2 separate regions of the Homo sapiens genome follow, and region 2 is linked to region 1. Evidence: read pairs that join two places in POLR2A ChIA-PET (ENCODE). Cell type or tissue: PC-9. All regions are shown on one strand. Links, peaks and the distances in the headings refer to the core of each region. The heading gives the core; the rest is flanking DNA. Region 1 has its middle 23 kb from the start of AP4E1. Region 2 has its middle 61 kb from the start of SPPL2A.

The links. ChIA-PET counts read pairs that join two places held together with the same protein. Peaks named below come from ENCODE experiments on the same cell type or tissue, not always from the same donor. Only the 100,000 strongest peaks of a DNase experiment are listed, where the experiment ranks them.
Region 2: POLR2A ChIA-PET joins it to region 1 with 13 read pairs; 5 of 35 experiments call an interaction of 5 or more read pairs at or near these places.

The regions. Positions count from the first base shown.
Region 1 is chr15:50,883,259-50,888,647 of GRCh38, forward strand. No RefSeq gene overlaps it. Among named protein-coding and RNA genes, the nearest start is that of AP4E1, 23 kb to the right of the region's middle. RefSeq lists an enhancer at 1,009-1,128. In PC-9, for the core only: CTCF peaks have their summits at 2,778 and 2,981; DNase peaks (open chromatin) are centred at 2,153 and 2,743; H3K27ac peaks cover 2,085 bases.
Region 2 is chr15:50,824,006-50,829,394 of GRCh38, forward strand. No RefSeq gene overlaps it. Among named protein-coding and RNA genes, the nearest start is that of SPPL2A, 61 kb to the left of the region's middle. In PC-9, for the core only: no CTCF peak of the experiment used is centred there; a DNase peak (open chromatin) is centred at 5,006.

The DNA.
Region 1 (5,389 bases), core at 241-5,240:
GATAGAGTCTCACTCTGTCGACCAGGCTGGAGTGCAGTGGCACAATCTCGGCTCACTGCAACCTCAGCCTCCCGGGTTCACGCCATTCTCCTGCCTCAGCCTCCCGAGTAGCTGGGACTAAAGGCGCCCACCACCACATCCGGCTGATTTTTGTATTTTTAGTAGAGACGGGGTTTCACCGTGCTAGCCAGGATGGTCTCGATCTCCTGACCTCGTGATCTGCCCGCCTCGGCCTCCCAAAGTGTTGGGATTACAGGCGTGAGCCACTGCGCCTGGCCAGCAGCTAGATTTATTTAAGTGTGCTCTATGATGTTTGCACAACAAAGAATCACCCGGTTCCAGGTACCGGTCCCTGGCCTGTTAGGAACCAGGTCACACAGCAGGAGGTGATGGCAATGGCGGTGAGCAGGAGGCGGGCATTACTGCCTGGGCTCCACCTCCTGTCAGATCAGTAGCAGCATTAGATTGTTATAACAGTGCAAACCCTATTGTGAACTGCACATGTGAAGGATCTAGGTTGCATGCTCTTTATGAGAATCTAATACCTGATGATCTGTGGTGGAAGTTTCATCCCAAAACCATACCTCACCCTTCCAGTCTGTGGAAAAATTGTCTTCCACAAAACTGGTCCTCCCCTGGTGCCAAAGGGGTTGGGAATCACTGACCTAATTACATATTTCTCATAACGTATCCCTGTCTTTAAGTGATACATGACTGTACTTGACTCCTGAACTTTTTGGGGAGGCAGGAGTGTATGTGTGTGGGGAGGTGCACATGCTTCAGCGGTGGGGTTGGTGGGAGGATGCACCTGTCTAGTGGGCAGGCTAGTCCAAGAAGGTTGCAAAAAGGGCTGAGCATGCTCAGTTCCTTCCTCAGTGGTTCAGTCAGATGAGTCACTCCTTCCTTGGGGAGAACTGAGAGGGGAAATAGCAGGAAGCTAAATGCTGTCTTCACAATTCTTCTGAAGTGGAAGTTTCTATTTTATGGACCTGGGAGAGGGAGAAAATGGCTTCCCCAACAACACTGCTCTTAGCAGTACAGATGGTCCCCAACTTAAAATTTTTCGACTCTACCAGGTGCAAAGTGATATGCATTCAGTAGAAACCATACCTTGAGCACCCATACAACCATTTTGTTTTACTTTCAGTACAGTATTCAATAAATTGCATGAGATATTCAACGCCTTAATATAAAATAACTCTAGGCTAACATAAGTGATCTGAGACTTTTAAGGTAGGCTAGTCTATGATGTTCAGTAGGCTAGGTGTATTAAATACATTTTCCGCTTATGATATTTTCAACTTATGATGAGTTTTTTGGGATGTAACCCTACTGTAAATCAAGGAGCATCATCTGTATGTAACACCTTGCTCTTAGCAGTATAGAAGGACTACTGATGCAATTAATTCTGTCATATGATCTACGTAGTTTTTGAAGTTTTGATTCTCGTTAGTATATTAGTACAGGGCTGGGCGCGGTGGAGTATAGCCTCAGGCTTCAACAGTACTATCACTTCTTTGGAATGTTATTTAGTTTCTTTTTAACTTGATTCATTTTTGATCCCTTGGTCAGTTCCCATAATGCTCTGGATCAGGGCCTGCTTGAATATTAAATTCCCATTGTTTCCTTCTGGGAAGGTCTCTGCTTATCCAATCTGGAGCCTATCTTTCTTCCTTGTCCTGGATCTGGTAGACTATTGAGAAAAGTCCTTACAAAGATTTCCTGGGAACTGGATTTTTAAAATGAGTGCATGTGGGAAAATACTCTCCAAGTGCAAAGGGGACTCTGTTTTTACCTCTACTTATATTTCCAGCTCCTCGGGGAAAATAAAAGTATTACAGGTCAAATCTCTTTACAAGTAGCTCAACTTGACTGTCTAAATATGTGGTATGGAGTAGAGTTTTATTTCATGGATTACTGCTTGCACTAGGTTAGACATAAACTGGGCTGTGGAGAACTTTTGGTTAAATAGAGATTTTCATTGCAAAGGTATTTGTTGTAGAGGAATTTACCCAGTAAACAGATATCTTCCAGCTAATGTTTTTACCAGGCTGATTCAGACCGGGTAGCAGGAGCGGGAAAACACTGTGGACACAGTCTGCTGGCTAGCGGTCAAGGCAGAGGCAAGTCTGGCACAGGCAAAAGTCTGTGTGAAATGTGGACCTGAGTCATGAAAGGAGGGGAAGAAACTAGTATGTGTCATTCTGAAAAAGCTCTTCTTAGGGCTCTTTGGGCTGTAACCACTGCCTCTCTCCATAGAGAGTCACAGGGCCTCACTTGGCTCTTCCTGCTGCATTTTCAGACTTAAAAGGAAGCCACCGGCCGGGCGTGGTGGCTCATGCCTGTAATCCCAGCACTTTGGGAGGCCGAAGCGGGCGGATCACGAGGTCAGGAGATCGAGACCATCCTGGCCAACACAGTGAAACCGCATCTCTACTAAAAATACAAAAATTAGCCGGGCATGGTGGCGCATGCTTGTAATCCCAGCTACTTGGGAGGTGGAGGCAGGAGAATCCCTTGAACCAGGGAGTTGGAGGTTGCAGTGAGCCGAGATTGCGCCACAGCACTCTAGCCTGGCGACAGAGTGAGACTCCGTCTCAAAAAAAAAAAAAAAAAAAGGAATCCACCTTCAGGCAAATTCCCTCCGCCTCTCAAGAAAGATAATAAAACAAAATGGAGAGTCCTCGTCTCTAAAAAACCTGGGTCAGGTTTTGAATGAACGCAGTACCGTGACCCAGCATTAGGGGCTAGGAACGTCCACAGTCACGACTGAGGCTTGCTGCTCTGGCGCCCCCTTGGGCATGAGAGTGGAACTGTATACAAAGTTGCCTAAATCCCCACTGCTGCAGTCCCCAGAACACCACCCAGTGTCTCTTTTTCTAGGCCTTTCTCAGCCTGGAGAGTTTCCTAACTTTTTGCCATTCCCAAGGTTTTTCTCTGACCACCACCAAACCCTTCTCAATCTACTAATTTTTCTAAACAAATTATTTTATCTTTCTAATTCTGCATGCATCTCTAGTCACTAAGCCCCAGAAAGATCCTGTAGCAAGCTGTCAATCAATAATAAATTAGCATTTCTGAAATTCATGAGACTTTTTCTTAGTTTTATTGAAATATATTTTATGTACCATAAGACTTCACCCATTATAAGTGTACAGTGAATAATTTTTAGTAAATTGATAGCTTTGTGCAACCACTGTCACAATCCAGTTTTAGAACATTTCTAACACCCAGAAAATTACTTGTGAGAATGTGCAGTCAAAAAAAAAAGAAACAAAACAAACAAACAAAAAGAGAATTTGCAGTCAATCCTCACTTGTTACCTTCAGTTTCAGACAACTACTGATCTGCTTTCTGTCTCTAAAAATTTTCCTTTCCTGGTCATTTCATATAAATGAAATCATACACTATACAGTTTTTTGTGACTGGCTTCTTTCACTTAGCATAATGTTTTCAAAGTTCACCCATGTTGTAGCATGTGTCAGTACTTCATTCCTTTTTATGGCTGAATAATAGTCCATTGTATATAGATAAACTACATTTTGTTTATTCATTCATCAGTTGATGAACATTTGGGTTGTCTCCAGTTTTTGGCTATTATGAATGATGTTGCTATGAACATTTCTATACAAGTGTTTGCATGAATATATGTTTTCATTTCTCTTGGGTAGATACTTAGTAGAATCGCTGAGTTGTATGGCAAATCTATTTAGCTTTTTAAGAAACTGCCAAACAATTTCACAATGTGGCTGTTCTATTTTATATTCTCATCAGCAATATGTGAAGGTTTTCCCATAACTCCTCCATCACTAGGTATTGTCTGACTTTTTGGTTATAGCTTAGTGGGTGTGTTAATGCTATCTTATTGTGGTTTTGACTTGCACTTCCCTCATGACTAATGATGTTGCGCATTTTATCAAGTGATTATTAGCCATTTACATATCCTCTTTGGTGAAATGTCTATTCAAATGTTTACTTCATTTTAAAATTAGATTATTAGTCTTCTTATTACTAAGTTATGAGTTCTTTGTATATTTTGGATATAAGCCCTTTATCACATACATCAGTTATAAATATTTTCTTTCAGTCTACATCTTTTCAATTTATTATGGATGTCTTTTAAACCCAAAAGTTTTAATTTTGATAAAATCCAATTTGTCAGCTATTTTTGTGAACTGTGCTTTTGATGTCATATTTAAGAACTCTGCCTAGCCCAAGGTCATAAAGATTTTCTCCTGTGTTTTCTTTTTTAATATGAAACTCTATTTTTCTTTTTTTTTTTTTGAGACAGAGTCTCGCTCTGTCGCGCCCAGGCTGGAGTGCAGTGGCACGATCTCAGCTCTCTGCAAGCTCTGCCTCCCAGGGTCACACCATTCTCCTGCCTCAGCCTCCTGAGTAGCTGGGACTACAGGCGCCCGCCACCACACCTGGCTAATTTTTTGTATTTTTAGTAGAGACGGGGTTTCACCATGTTAGCCAGGATGGTCTTGATCTCCTGACCTCATGATCTGCCCACCTTGGCCTCCCAAAGTGCTGGGATTACAGGCGTGACCACTGCGCCTGGCCTCTCCTGTGTTTTCTTTTAGAACTTTTGTAGTTTTACTTCTCACATGTAGGTCTGAGATCCATTTTGAGTTCCATTTTGTATATAATGTGAAGTAAGAGCCTAGGTTCACTTTTTTGCATATGGATATTCAATTGTCCCAATACTATTTGTTGAAAAGATGGTCCTTTCTCCATTGAAATGTCTTGGCTACTTCATCAAAAATCAATGGACCATAATTTCTGAACTCTCAGTTTTATACATGTCTATCTTTACACCAATACTACATTGTCTTGATTACTATCTGTTTATAGTAAGTTTTGAAACTGGGTATTGTAAGTCTTCCAGCTTTGTTCTTCTTTTTCAAAATGTTCCTGGATATTACATATAAAATTTAGGACCAGCTGATTCATTTTTCATTTTTGCCAAAAAGCCTGCTGCAGTTTTTTGCTTGTTTGTTTTAGAGATATGGTCTCACTCTGTCATCCAGGCTGGAGTGCTGTGGCATGATCATAACTCACAGTAACCCTGAACTCCTGGCTTCAAGTGATCCTCCGCCTTAGCCTCCAGAGTAGCTAGGAGTACAAGCACGCACCACCGTGCCCAGCTAGTTGTTTTATTTTTATTTTTGTAGAGATAGGGGTCTCTCACTGTGTTGTCCAGGTTGGTCTCAAACTCCCAGCTTTAAATTATCCTCCTACCTTGGCCCGATAAAAGGCTAGGATTATAGGTGTGGACCACTGCATCTAGCCAACTGCTACAGCTTTGATAGAGATTGCGTAGAATCTAAGAACATTTTGGGGAGAATTATAATCTTAGCAATACTGAGTCTTTTCGATCCATGAA
Region 2 (5,389 bases), core at 211-5,210, 59 kb before region 1:
TGATAGATTTGATGAGACACCATACACAAACTTAGGATGGAGGACAGAGCCAGAAAAGATATTGTCAATGTCTAAAACTAACTAAGGATATCTAGAACAGCATCTCCAATAGAAATATAATTTGTGGCTTGCACAAATACAAGCCAGCCATGTATGTTATTTTGAATTTTCTAGTTGCCACAATATAATAAAAAGCAAAAATAAATAGGTAAAATGTATTCTAAAAATAAATTTTATTTAACATATCTAAAATATTATAATTTCAATTTATTATAAAGATTATTGAGATGTTTTGCATTCTTTGTTTTGTACTGAGTTTTTAAAATCTGGTGTGTTTGTTATACTAACATTATATCTCAATTTGGACTAGCCATATTTAAAGTACTTGAGTGCTCTTGGCTTACTGGTTAATGGCTAGTGGCTACTGTACTGGACCGCACAGCTCTAGGACATAAATGATACTAGTGGAAATCAATAAATAAAAGGAAACAACAGAAAAATGGAGAAAGACTACAATGAAGCAGCATATTGAAAAAGAAACCTGAGGACTTCAGGGGTATTCCATCTCACTAGGAAGAAAAAACTTTAAACAACTAGGCACAATTTTATATTCACCAAATTGGCAAAAACAAGATATTACCGAGTGTTGGTGAAAATGTTAGAATTGAGAACTCTCATGACCTGCTGGTAGAAATGTAAACTGTTGCATCATTTCTAAGCAGCAACTTGGCTTTCTTGTTCTTATAGCAACATGATGTGTTGAGTGAAAAAATAACAAAATGAGGTCTGCAACATAATGTCACATATTTAAATACATTTAAATTTAAACACAAACTCCAAAAAACTCCACGTTTTTTACAGGGCTATATGTGTATGCATGTATATATATCCCTTAAAATATGTATATATATACATGTATATATATATATATGGACATAAAATTAGAGTGGGTATCTCGGGTAGAGGGAGAAAATGGGATAAGAATAAAAATGGAAAAAATCATACTGCTTATAGTTAAAAGTTTATAGTACAGAAGTTCTCATTTTGAGTTCCCAAAACTTCCACTACCAACTCCTTTTTTAGGGGGATACTCTTTTTTTCTTACAATTTGGAGGGAAGTTTTCAACCATTTCTGCATATCATTTTATATATTTGTAAGACAGCCAGGTCTGACTTTTATTGCAATCTTTATGCCAAATCCTCCTAAGTCTATATCTCCAAACAAGTCCTCATAGACTATTTAGTCCTAATTCCTACTGAGCATTTTCCCCATCAGCTAAACTTAACACTGTAAGCATCATTTTCACCTCCATCCTAGATGCTGCTCTCTTTCTAAGCTGTCTTACTTCTACCACTATCATTCCTTCAGTCTTTAAGGAGAGCATTTATAGTAATTTTTGACTCTTTCCTTTTCCTTAACCTTTAGGCAGTTATCAAGGCTTACTGTTTTTACTTTGAACATCATTGCTATCCTATTCCACTGCCACAGTATATACCTGGAAAACTCACTATCTACCTTTAGATTTCCATTCCTTCAGTCCATTTGCAAATTGCCAGATCTCCATATAGCACTATTTTCAACACATTGCCTCCTTGCTCAAAACCTCTAACAGTGCCAATAGTGAACTTTTGTTGTCTATTGGCTGCTCAGTATTTATTTCTCCTTCACACCTCAACTTTCTTTTGGGGATTATCTCTTTTATTGGATTAAAAAAACCCAACTATTAATCTCTTTTTCAGCTAAGGGAAGGACATATAACAAACTAGGGCTTTGGAATGCTCATTCCTCTAATTTGAATCCTTAGCAATGTAATAAAGAGATTAAACATGGTTGCATATTCATTCACGCTCGCATGGAGCCTTGGCCTGCTTCAAGCCTACTTTTCTAGTTCCTACTTTTTAGCCTTAGAGTCCACTTTGCTTTCTAATGTTTCCAGGCCTGGTTCTCTAGTCTTTGCATTTGTTCTGGGAGCTCCTCATATTTTTCCAATAAATTCCTCTCTTGAATTTTCCAGAATTTGTTTCAGATGCATGCAAGCAGAGCCTGACTGATCCTTTCTCCACTGTACAAAGTATAAACTTCTTTACTGGTCCCAGATCTTCCATAATCTGGCCCCAGCCTTGTTTTCCTTTACTCACCAAAACCACAGCCAGCTGTCACTTTGTGACTGGAAAATGCCACGTTAGTCTTGCTTCTGGAATGACCTCCTCTCTTTCATGCATCTATACTATTTACTGATTCTTCAAGGTTCTGCTCAGTGTTTGTTTTCATTAGGAAAACAAATTTTATGCCCTATATTAATTTCCACTATCTTTGAAATCTGTTAGCATTTAGTGTCTGTTATTAATTTTTCAGTCGGAATCAACTAGTTTTTGTATTTGTAGAAACATTTGATGGGCCAATCTCCAATCCCCTCCCCCAATAATTACCTATTCCATTGTTAGACAACTATAGTTAAAAGTTCTTTCTTGCATGAAACTTAAATTTCTCATCCTACCACCCATTAGGTCGTCCATCACTGGTTTCAGCTTGGCATTCCAGTAAATTAATAATATCTTGAACATAGATCCTGTGCTTTAGCTAGTGGTTATTCCTTTCATCTTTGTGTCATCCGAGAAATTGGTAAGGTTGCCTTCAATGTCTGTGTCTAGGTTATTGATAAAAGATATGAAAGAAGGCCGGGCATGCTGGCTCACGCCTGTAATGCCAGCACTTTGGGAGGCTGAGGCAGGTGGATCATGAGGTCAGGAGATTGAGACCATCCTGGCCAACATGGTGAAACCCTGTCTCTATTAAAAATACAAAAAATTAGCTGGGTGTGGTGGCACGTGCCTGTAATCCCAGCTACTCGGGAGGCTGAGGCAGGAGAATTGCTTGAACCCAGGAGGTGGAGGTTGCAGTGAGCTAAGATCACACCACTGCACTCCATCCTGGGCAACAAAGCGAGACTCTGTCTCAAAAAAAAAAAAAAAAAAAATTAAAGAGAAGTGGGCCAAAGATGGGCACTTATTTTATTGGATACATCTATCTAGGTATAGTCATTGAATATGATTTTGTAAACAGCTGTGAATCCTTTAATAATTTGCATTGTGTGTATTTTCCAAAATGATGCTGCAGGAGAGTTTGTGAATGAACGGCTTTGCTGAAATCAACATATACTAAGTCTATGATACTCCTCGGAGCTACTGATCTAGTTACCCTAACAAAAAATAATAGGTTAGTTTGTCATGGTTTGTTCTTAGTGAATCTATGTCATCTGCTGATGACCACCACGTGCATTTTTAAATGTTCACAAACCAAATATTTAATAATAATTAATTCTAGACTTTTCCTGGTGATAAACCTCAAGCCTTGTAGTTCGCAATTCCTGATTTTAAATCAGAACCCTCAACCATTTTGAGCCGTCTGTCACCTCTAATCTTCTCTGTGAATTCTCAAAGGTTGTTGATAATGGATTTTGAGAGCTGTATGCTTCCCTTATAGCATGCTTTGCCTGGGTCCAGGCACTAGAACAACTTTAGGGCAATTACACTCTGTGACTTTTTATTTATTTATTATCTACTTACTTATTTTTTGAGACAGGGTCTCGTTCTGTGGTCCAGGCTGGAGTGTAGTGGTGTGATCACAGTTCACTGCAGCCTCAATCTCCTGGGGTCAAAAGATCCTCCTGCCTCAGCTTCCCAAGTAGCTGGGACTACAGGTGTACACCACCATGTCAGACCAATTTTAAATTTTTTCATAGAGACAGGGTCTCACTATTTTGCTCAGGCTGGTCTCGAACTCCTGGGCTCAAGTGATCTTCCTGCCTCAGCCTCCCAAAATGTTGGGATTATGGGTGTGAGCCACTGTGCCTGGACCACTCTCTGACTCTTTACTAATCCTAGGCTGTAATACTCTCACCATCTGTTTTCCCTCAATTTACATTTTAGTATATATTTTTAAATTATGAAAATGATATGTGCTCATTATAAAACTATTTCAATATTACAGAAATTTACAAAGTAAAAATAAAAAGTCCCTCCCTCAATCAATCCTAATGCCCAGTGGGAACAGATTGGAAAGTATCCTTCTAGACATTTTTTATGCATTACCAAACATTTTTATGTAATTTTAAGATGAGATTATACCCTGTGTACTGTGCTGCAATTTAGTTTTTTTCACCTAACAATGTATCATTAACATCGTTTTGTATGGGTTGTATAGCACTATCTCTTTTTTTTTTTTTTTTGAGACAGAGTCTCGCTCTTTTGCCCAGGCTGGAGTGCAATGGCATCATCTCAGCTCACTGCAACCTCTGCCTCCCAGGTTCAAGCGAGTCTCCTACCTCAGCTTCCCAAGTAGCTGGGATTATAGGCACCTGCCACCATGCCTGGCTAATTTTTGTATTTTTAGTAGAGATGGGGTTTCACCATGCTGGCCAGGCTGGTCTTGAACTCCTGACCTCAGGCGATCCACCCACCTTGGCCTCCCAAGTGCTGGGATTACAGACGTGAGCCACCGCGCCTGGCCACTGTCTCATTTTTTAAATGGGCACATGGTATTCTTTTGTAAGCACTGCAAAAATACATTATTGTACATATACCTGTCTTCCTTCATCTCTTTTTCTACGAGGGCACATACTTTCCCTTGAGAATGAAGGGGAAACTGCAGGTGCATAGGGGACTACCTAGAGAAAATAAGGAGAAGAATGATTCTGCTCTATCCTGGAGGCTCTTAAGTCCATAGTCATATTGTTATCTTGACATGGCAATTTATGGCTTATGATTGCTTTCATATTTCATTTGATCTTTATTCAAACCTATGAAGTGGCTAGACCCGACAGTAAAATCATTGCTATTTTACAGTCTCAGAGGTATTGAGTGACCAGCCTCATGCCTCACAGCTAGTTAGGGACAGTATGCAGTTAGAATCCATGTCTTCTATCTTTCAGTCCACTGCTATTGCACAATGGACAGCTGCTCCCTGCAACCACATGTGGGAGGAGAATTGGGAGGACTGAAAAAAAACTGTGTAGTGATTCACAGGGAACTTGGGATAATGGTCGTCAAGAATGTGCTATGTCAGCCAGTTGGTGTCGTGCTGAGCAGTGTTGGTTTGGGTTTTTTTTTTATATGGTGAGAAAGAGAATGAATGTCTCTCCATGTGTTTCTAGGTATATCAGTGATTTCTGCTTTCACAGTAGAGACAGTCATAATAAGCATATGCACTTGTATCCTTAAAAGTAAGGCAGAGCATTATTCTAAGCGAAGTAACTCAGGAATGGAAAACCAAGTGTCTTATGTTCTCACTTATAAATGGGAGCTAAGCTATGAGGATGCAAAAACATACAGAGTGATATAATGGACTTTGGGGACTCGGGGGGAGGCTGGGAAGGGGACAAGGGATAAA